Linked DNA regions of Homo sapiens: region 1 is linked to region 2. Evidence: chromatin contacts called from ENCODE Hi-C or POLR2A ChIA-PET data. All regions are on one chromosome and are shown on one strand. The core of a region is the stretch at or near the end of the contact, and the rest is flanking DNA. Distances in the headings are between cores, read along the strand shown.

Evidence for each region. Hi-C counts contacts between places; a loop is a spot of excess contacts on that map. ChIA-PET counts read pairs that join two places held with the same protein, here RNA polymerase II (POLR2A). Pooled maps may share reads with other maps.
Region 1: a loop to region 2 is called in a map of endothelial cell of umbilical vein, with 7 times the contacts of the local background. The contact joins two enhancer-like sites. A Hi-C loop is called at or near these places in 7 of 168 maps with a recorded cell type or tissue (CD8-positive, alpha-beta T cell, Caco-2, Calu3 and 4 more) and 3 of 50 pooled maps. POLR2A ChIA-PET finds 5 or more read pairs at or near these places in 4 of 52 experiments (BJ, HCT116, PC-3 and 1 more).

What each region holds. Positions count from the first base shown.
Region 1 is chr3:152,024,880-152,028,672 of GRCh38, forward strand. No RefSeq gene overlaps it. Among named protein-coding and RNA genes, the nearest start is that of AADACL2-AS1, 99 kb to the left of the region's middle. Within about 2 kb of position 1,297, at least 5 of the 41 ENCODE cell types and tissues checked have a DNase peak (open chromatin) inside an H3K27ac peak, as active enhancers do; they include HCT116, PC-3 and endothelial cell of umbilical vein, where a contact is called at or near this core.
Region 2 is chr3:151,974,678-151,978,706 of GRCh38, forward strand. No RefSeq gene overlaps it. Among named protein-coding and RNA genes, the nearest start is that of AADACL2-AS1, 49 kb to the left of the region's middle. Within about 2 kb of position 1,659, at least 6 of the 41 ENCODE cell types and tissues checked have a DNase peak (open chromatin) inside an H3K27ac peak, as active enhancers do; they include HCT116, PC-3 and endothelial cell of umbilical vein, where a contact is called at or near this core.

The DNA.
Region 1 (3,793 bases), core at 47-2,546, 50 kb after region 2:
GGAAACACAACATACCAAAACCCATGGAATACAGCAAAAGCAATACTAAGAGGGAAGTTTATAGATATAAGTGCCTATATAAAAAGGAAGAAAACTTCAAATAAACAACCTTATATAGTTTGAATATATGTCCCCAGCAAATCTCATGTTAAATTGTAATCCCCAGTGTTGGAGATGGGGCCTGGTGGAAGGTGTTTGGCTCACGGAGGTGGATCTCTCATGAATGGCTTGAGCCTTCCCCTTGGTGATAAGTGAGTTCTCACTCTAAGTTCACATGAGATCTGGTTGTTTAAAGGTGTGTAACACCTATGCTCTCTACCCTGGATTTTCTCTCTTGCTCCTGCTCTGGCCGTGTGACATGCCTGCCAAAATATAGAATCAATCTAACTGTCCATCAACAGATGAATGGATAAAGAAAATGTGGTACATACACACAATGGAGCTCTATTCAACCATGTAAAAGAACGAGATCTTTTGCAAAAACATGTCATTTGCAACAACATAAATGGAACTGGGGGTCATTAAGTTAAGTGAAATAAGCAAGGCACAGAAAGACAAACTTTGCATGTTCTCACTTGTTTATGGGATCTAAAAATCAAAACAATTGAACTCATAGAGAGTAGAAGAATGGTTACCAGAGGCTGGGAAGGGTAAGGGGTGGGTGCAGAGGAACTGGGGAGGGTTAATGGGTATTAAAAAATAGTTAGAAAGAACGAATAAGTCCTAGTATTTGCTTACCCAACAAAGTGACTGTAGTGAAAAGTAATTTAATTGTATATTTTTAAATAACTAAAAAATGGGATCAGATTGTTTGTAAAGCAAGGATAAATGCTTGAGGGCACGGATACCCCATTTACCTTGATGTAATTATTACCCATTGCATGTATGTATCATAATGTCTCATGTACCCCATAAATATATCCAACTACTATGTACCCATAAAAATTAAACATAAAAAATAAAATAAAATAAGTACCTTTTTGGAGTTAATATATTACAATATATATAAAATATCTGGAATATTAATCTCCCAAATATTAATGGTGATTATACCATTGTGATGTGATTACAAGTAATTTTTCATGGTTTGTTTGTTTCTATTTTCTAACTTTCTTCTTTAATACATTTGTATTACATGTATTATGAAAACATTTTTAACGTAAAAATATGTGGGCAAAAATGCGAGTTCCGTTCATTGCCTATGACTCACATCTAATGTATGTTTAAAAGATGGGTCAGGGAAAATGTCAAGTGCCAAGCTGTGTTTATTTTGCAATAAAATAAAGGGACATAAGTAGGAAATGAATAGAACAACTACACCTAAGAACTCCTCAAATATTTGAAAAACGGCCGCAATCTGTGAGAAATTACCACACTCATGAATACCTATTAAGATTTTAATACCAAGTTAACTTGCAAGATACTTTATTGTTTTGGAGATGAATTTCTTTTTACAAGTCAAATAGATTTTTTTTTGTATATGACTCTGGCCCAGGAGAGGGCAGACCATCACACATAAAGAATTTTAACTTAAGCTTTTAAAGAAATAATGTTTATGGCATGACTAAGTCCTTAAAAAAGGAAGGGGCAATTCATCCTCAAAATATGTTGTTTTTTTCTCTCAGTATTTCCATTTCCATTTCCATTTGTAATCATCTTCAAACACAAATACTCCCTTCTAAGTAAATTGTTACTGTGGTAGCTTTGGTGTCATGATTATTCTTCCTTAAAAAGTTTACATTTATTCTGAAATTACACCTTTTTCACTGAGTAGTGAATGCCTTTTAAGATGAAAGTTTGCTGCTACTTATAAGGGAAACAAACAAAAAGAAAAATACTATGGAAATGAACGGGTCTTACACTTTTTAAAGTTTTATTTTGTTTTTAATTGATACATAATGATTGTACATATTTGGAGGTAAAGTATGATGTTTTGATATATATATACATTGTGTAATAATAAAATCAGGAAAATTAGCATAGCTATCACCTTAAATATTTATCATTGTTTTGTAGCAAGAGTATTCAAAACCCTCTCTTCTAGCTATTTGGAAAAATAAATACATTATTTTTAACCATGTTAACTATAATCATCAATAGAAAACCAGAAATTATTCCACCTAACTATAACTTTATACTCATTAACTAATCACTCTTCCTCCCTCCATTCTCCCCAGCCTCTGATAATCACTATCTTACTCTCTGTTTAAAATCAGATAAAGACACATCAGCAACAACTACAAAAAAACGCAGAGGCCAATATCCCCGATGAACATAGATACAAATATCCTCAACAAAATATTAGCAAACCAAATTATAGAACACATTAAAAATACCATTCACCATGAGCAAGTGGGATCCATTCCAGGGATGCAAGAATGGCTCGACATACATAAATCAATAAACATGATGTATAACATTAATGGAATCAAAAACAGAAACCACATAATCATTGCAATAGATGCAGAAAAAGCATTTGATAAAATAATAATAATTAAGGTAATAAAATATATAATAAATAAAAACTCAAAATAAAAGCCCTCAACAAATTGGTTATAGAGGGAATGTACCTCAGCATAATAAAGGCCATATATGGAAACCCACAGCTAATATCATACTGAGTTGAGAAAAGTTAAAAGCTTTTTCTCTGAGATCTACAACTAGACAAGGATGCCCACTTTCACCACTTCTAGTCAACATTGTACTGAAATTCCGAGCCAGAGCAATTAGGCAAGAGAAAGAAAACAAAAGGGCATCCAAATTGGAAAAGAGAAAGCCAATTATTTGTTTGCAGATGACATGATCTTACATAGAGAAAATTTTAAGTACTCCACATACAAAAAACCTCTTAAAACTGATAAATTCAGTAAAGTTGCAGAATACAAAAATCAACCTACAAAAGTAAGTAGCATTTCTATATGTCAACAGCAAACTGTCTTTTAAAAAATCAAGAAAATAACCCCATTTACAAGCACTGCAAAAAAATACCTAGGAATAAATGTAACCAAGGAAATGGGTAAAGACCTCTACAATGAAAACTATAAAACATTGATAAAAAAAACTGAAGAGGACAAAAATCAATGGAAACACATCTTGTATTCATGGACTGGAAAAATTCATATTATTGAAATTCAACTTAAGTGTCCTTCACCAGTGGATTGGCTAAAGAAAATGTGGCGTGTGTGTGTGTGTGTGTGTGTGTGTGTGTGTGTGTGTGTATTTACCATGGAATACTACTCAGCCATAAAAAATTACATAATATCTTTTTCAGCAACTTGGATAGAACTGGAGGCCATTATCCTAGGTGAAGTAACTCAGGAATAGAAAACCAAATACCACATGTTCTCACTTATAAATGGGAGCTAAGCTATATATACGCAAAGGCGTACAGAGTGGTAGTGCACATAGGAGACTCAGAGGGAGAGAGGGAAGGAGGGAGGGATGAAAAATTACCTGCTGGGTACAATGTATACTATTCAGGTGACAGGAACACTAAAAACCCAGACTTCACCATTATACAATTCATCTATGTAACCAAAACCACTTGTACCCCTGAAGTTCTTGAAATTAAAAAAAAAAAAACTTAAAAAATAGACATAAAAATAAAAAATGTAAAAGTCGGTCCAATACTTTTAAGTCAGCAAAGAAATGAATGCCAAACTAATTTATTTAAAAGAGAGAGACCGATGATATAAAGTTGAATAATCCAGTGAAATTAAACTCCTTTGAGTGACAAGTTAAACCCATTCACAACACACACTTTGTCTATAGAACAAACCTGCACATGTACCCC
Region 2 (4,029 bases), core at 409-2,908:
AGGTATGGTTATTATCCTTCCACCATTCATTTATTTTGTCACTCATTAAAAATATTTATGGAGTGCTTCCATGTGCTACATACTTAGAAAACTCAGGCAGCAAGATAGAGATTATTTCTATCTTCATGGAACTTATAGCCTAACAGAGTTCATTGACATTTTAAAAAGCTATGCCAGTCAATAAATAAGCACAAATTGTGTTATGCACCATAAAAGGAAAAAAATTACAAAGTTGTTTGAGAAAGATATTGGAGAGCCTAATATTTATTTGAGTTTTAGGATACATTACAACCAACCGAGTAACTTTTGGGTTTTATGTCTGCATGTTTATTTCTCTTATCTTTCAATAGAATTATAAACTGGGAAGGTGAAGATTTTTTTGCTTATCATGTTTATACCTCCATGTGGCAGTAAATGTAGTATATTGAACACGGAACACTAAATAAATATGTATTCAATAAATTAATGATTTTTCTATAGGTATTTGTCTCCTTTTGAGGTTTTCTTGTTTTTGTTGGTGCTTGGTTTTGTACTGTTTTTCATATCTTTTATCACATAAAAATCATGGTGAACCCTAAATGGTTTGATTTATAAACATAACTTTTAAGCACAAGGTAAATGTTCTAAAGGAAAAGAAATGCCCAAATGTGTTTTCTCATGAGTTTAATATTCAAGTTCAATTATATGTTGAAAGATATGTTTCTGTGGTTTAGTGACAGATTAAAATATTGGTTTATCTTTATTATAGAGGAATAAATCCTATTAGATATAAACTCTTTGAAGCAAGAGGCTATGCTTTAAATTGGTTTCGATCAATATCCAGTGCCTTATAAAAAGAAGGTACGGCCGGGCGTGATGGCTCACGCCTGTAATCCCAGCACTTTGGGAGGCCAAGGCAGGCGGATCATGAGGTCAGGAGATCGAGACTATCCTGGCTAACATGATGAAACCCCGTCTCTACTAAAAATACAAAAAATTAGCCGGGCGTGGTGGTGGGCACCTGTAGTCCCAGCTACTTGTGAGGCTGAGGCAGGAGAATGGCGTGAACCGGGGAGGCGGAGCTTGCAGTGAGCAGAGATCAAGCCACTGCACTCCAGCATGGGCGACAGAGCAAGACTCCATCTCAAAAAAAAAAAGAAGATACCTGGTAATCAATGAATGGGTAAATGAGTAAATGAATGAATGCAAAATGGCCTTCTCTTTCATCAAACTTTATGTTCTCAAGCCATACACGTTTCATCTAGACTCCACAATGCTAGACGTTTTAGGGGGAGTTTTTCATTTTTTTGTTTTTTAATGATATTCCTAAGGTTTGAGCAGAACACCATAAAGATCATAACATTAAAATGAAATCAAAATTGGCCTTTTGCTTCCATTTTAGGGTTAACAGAAACACTGCAAGTTAGACTGCCAATCATCTCCCAATCAAATAAAATTCTTTGTTTTTCTTCTTTAGTTGTTATGTTTTATCTACATCCTTCTGCTATTCAGATGTTTTTCTCAAGTGACTTGGACATTGTAGTTCTCAGAAAAGATCTATTTTTACCAGTATGAATGAATTGTAGCTTAAGCTGCTTCCTGGCTGAGGAAGGTAGCTATTAAAACACTAACCAATAGAGGCTGGAATATGCCCAGTGGAAAGTGAGTGTACAGGAAAGCAAGCAAGAACACTGTCAGAAAAAGGAACATTTTAATGCATTCCAATGAGGCCAAAGATGCCACTAGGGTTTGAAAGGCAACCAGTTGTGATGAGCATCAATGACTCATGAAAACCACAATTTAGTTTACTTTACAGCTCCTGCTGCTGTTTCAGATGACTTAAGTCCTAAACTAATTAAGGAAAGTCACAGATTTCAGTATGGCCAAAGATAGGAATTGACCTATTTCCATCGATTTTCATTTCAGTGACACAATCATTGCTGGAGGCAATCCAACTTCTGTGAGTTTGACCTTTGTCATTAGAAAAATGAAAAAAATTAGATTTAATGATTTACAGGCTCCAATGCAGAATGATTGCTCCAAAAATAAGGTTTTCTAAAGAGAAAGAACTTTAGCGACATTCAAAATATTTCCAATTGACACACAGAAAAGTCTTGCTGTGCATTTGGAACTCTCTATTTCCACACATATCAAGGAAGGTTCGTGATGCCAGAGTTGCATTGGAGGTTCCCAAAGACCTCCTGGTTTTCCATATGGTAGAACCAGAACAGAAAGTCTTTCTAAACCCTGGGAAGCAGAGTAGCTTAAAAGTCAGCTAACTTCCATTCTAATAGCAGCTTCTGTGGAGTGAGGACATCACAATGTAAAAATGTAATCATATCTTTAAATTTTCCTTGTGGAAATAAGGTGTACAAAATTGAGCAAATCATTAACAGTACATAAATGGTCCACTGACAGACTTTTTTTTTTTTTTTTTGATTTGGAGTCTCACTCTGTTGCCCTGGCTGGAGTGCAGTGGCACGATCTCGGCTCACTGCAACCTCTGCCTCCTAGGTACAGGCAATTCTCATGCCTCAGCCTCTGGAGTAGTTGGGATTACAGGCACCTGCCATCACACCTGGGTAATTTATGTATTTTCAGTAGAGACAGGGTTTCACCATGTTAGTCAGGCTGGTCTCGAACTCCTGACCTCAGGTGATCTGCCTGCCTCGGCTTCCCAAAGTGCGGGGATTACAGGTGTGAGCCACCGCGCCCAGCCCAGACTATGAATTTATTAGGAAAAATAACATTTATAACAGTCAACCTAAGAACTACAATATTACTAGCAACTTATATTCATCCTGTGCTAACCTAGATCCATGCTTATCCACTCATTCTTCTGTCAAAACTAACGACTTTCTTGAGAATTTTGTGGTTTTCATTTTCTTGTTTTATTTATTTCTATATTATTTATGTCTTGCTCTAGCTATATATCATATATATCTATATCTAAAGAATATATTGTGTTTTTTTATTTTTATTTTTATTTTTTGGAGACGGAGTATCACTCTGTCCCCCAGGCTGGAGTGCAGTGGTGCGATTTTGGCTTATTGCAAGCTCCACCTCCTGGGTTCATGCCATTCTCCTGCCTCAGCCTCCCGAGTAGCTGGGACTACAGGCACCCGCCACCACGCCCGGCTAATTTTTTGTATTTTTAGTAGAGACGGGGTTTCACTGTGTTAGCCAGGATAGTCTCGATCTCCTGACCTCCTGATCTGCCCACCTCGGCCTCCCAAAGTGCTGGGATCACAGGCCTGAGCCTCCGCTCCCGGCGTGGTTTTTGTGTATACTGTTTTTAGTTTCCCGGAAATGCTTTTTTAAATTCAAATATTGTGTGCTAAGATCCCTACCTGTCGAATTTAGTTGTAGTTCATTAATTGTTCACTGCTGTATAATATTCTACTGTGTGAATATACTGCACTTCATGTATTCATTTTCTCATGGAGAGCAATTTGGGGTGTTTCCAGATCAGTTGTTTTCCTGTGGCAGAGAGAGTACAGAGAGTACTGCTATCAATATTTTTGTACAGGTATCCAAGTACCTACAGTTAAACTGTAAGTAGAATGGCTGAGTCATAGGGTACACAAATGTTGAACTTTATAGACAATACAAGTTGTCTTCCAAAGAAGTTGTACCAATGTGTACTGCCACCAACATTGTAGAAGAGATTGTATTGATCACCACTCTCTCCATCTCTTAGCAATCAATGTAAGACAATTTTTTCCAATCACATATTGGATATACATGTTCTTCATGTTAATCTTCTTTGGATCTTTATATATGTTATGAATATCTTCTTCTAGTTTTACCTTTTTTTTTTTTACTTTCTAAAAGGCATCTTTTGATGAACTATGCTTTATATTAATGTAATATAATTTACCAAGTCATTTTCTTTCCTGGTTATCGCTGTTTGTATCTTGTTTTCAAAAGTCTGCTCCATCCAAGATTAGAAATATTTTATACTAGAATTTCTTCCAAAATCTTTAATTTTGCTTTTGACCTTAATACACGTGGAGTTGATTTTGGTTATGTGACATACCATGAACTGAA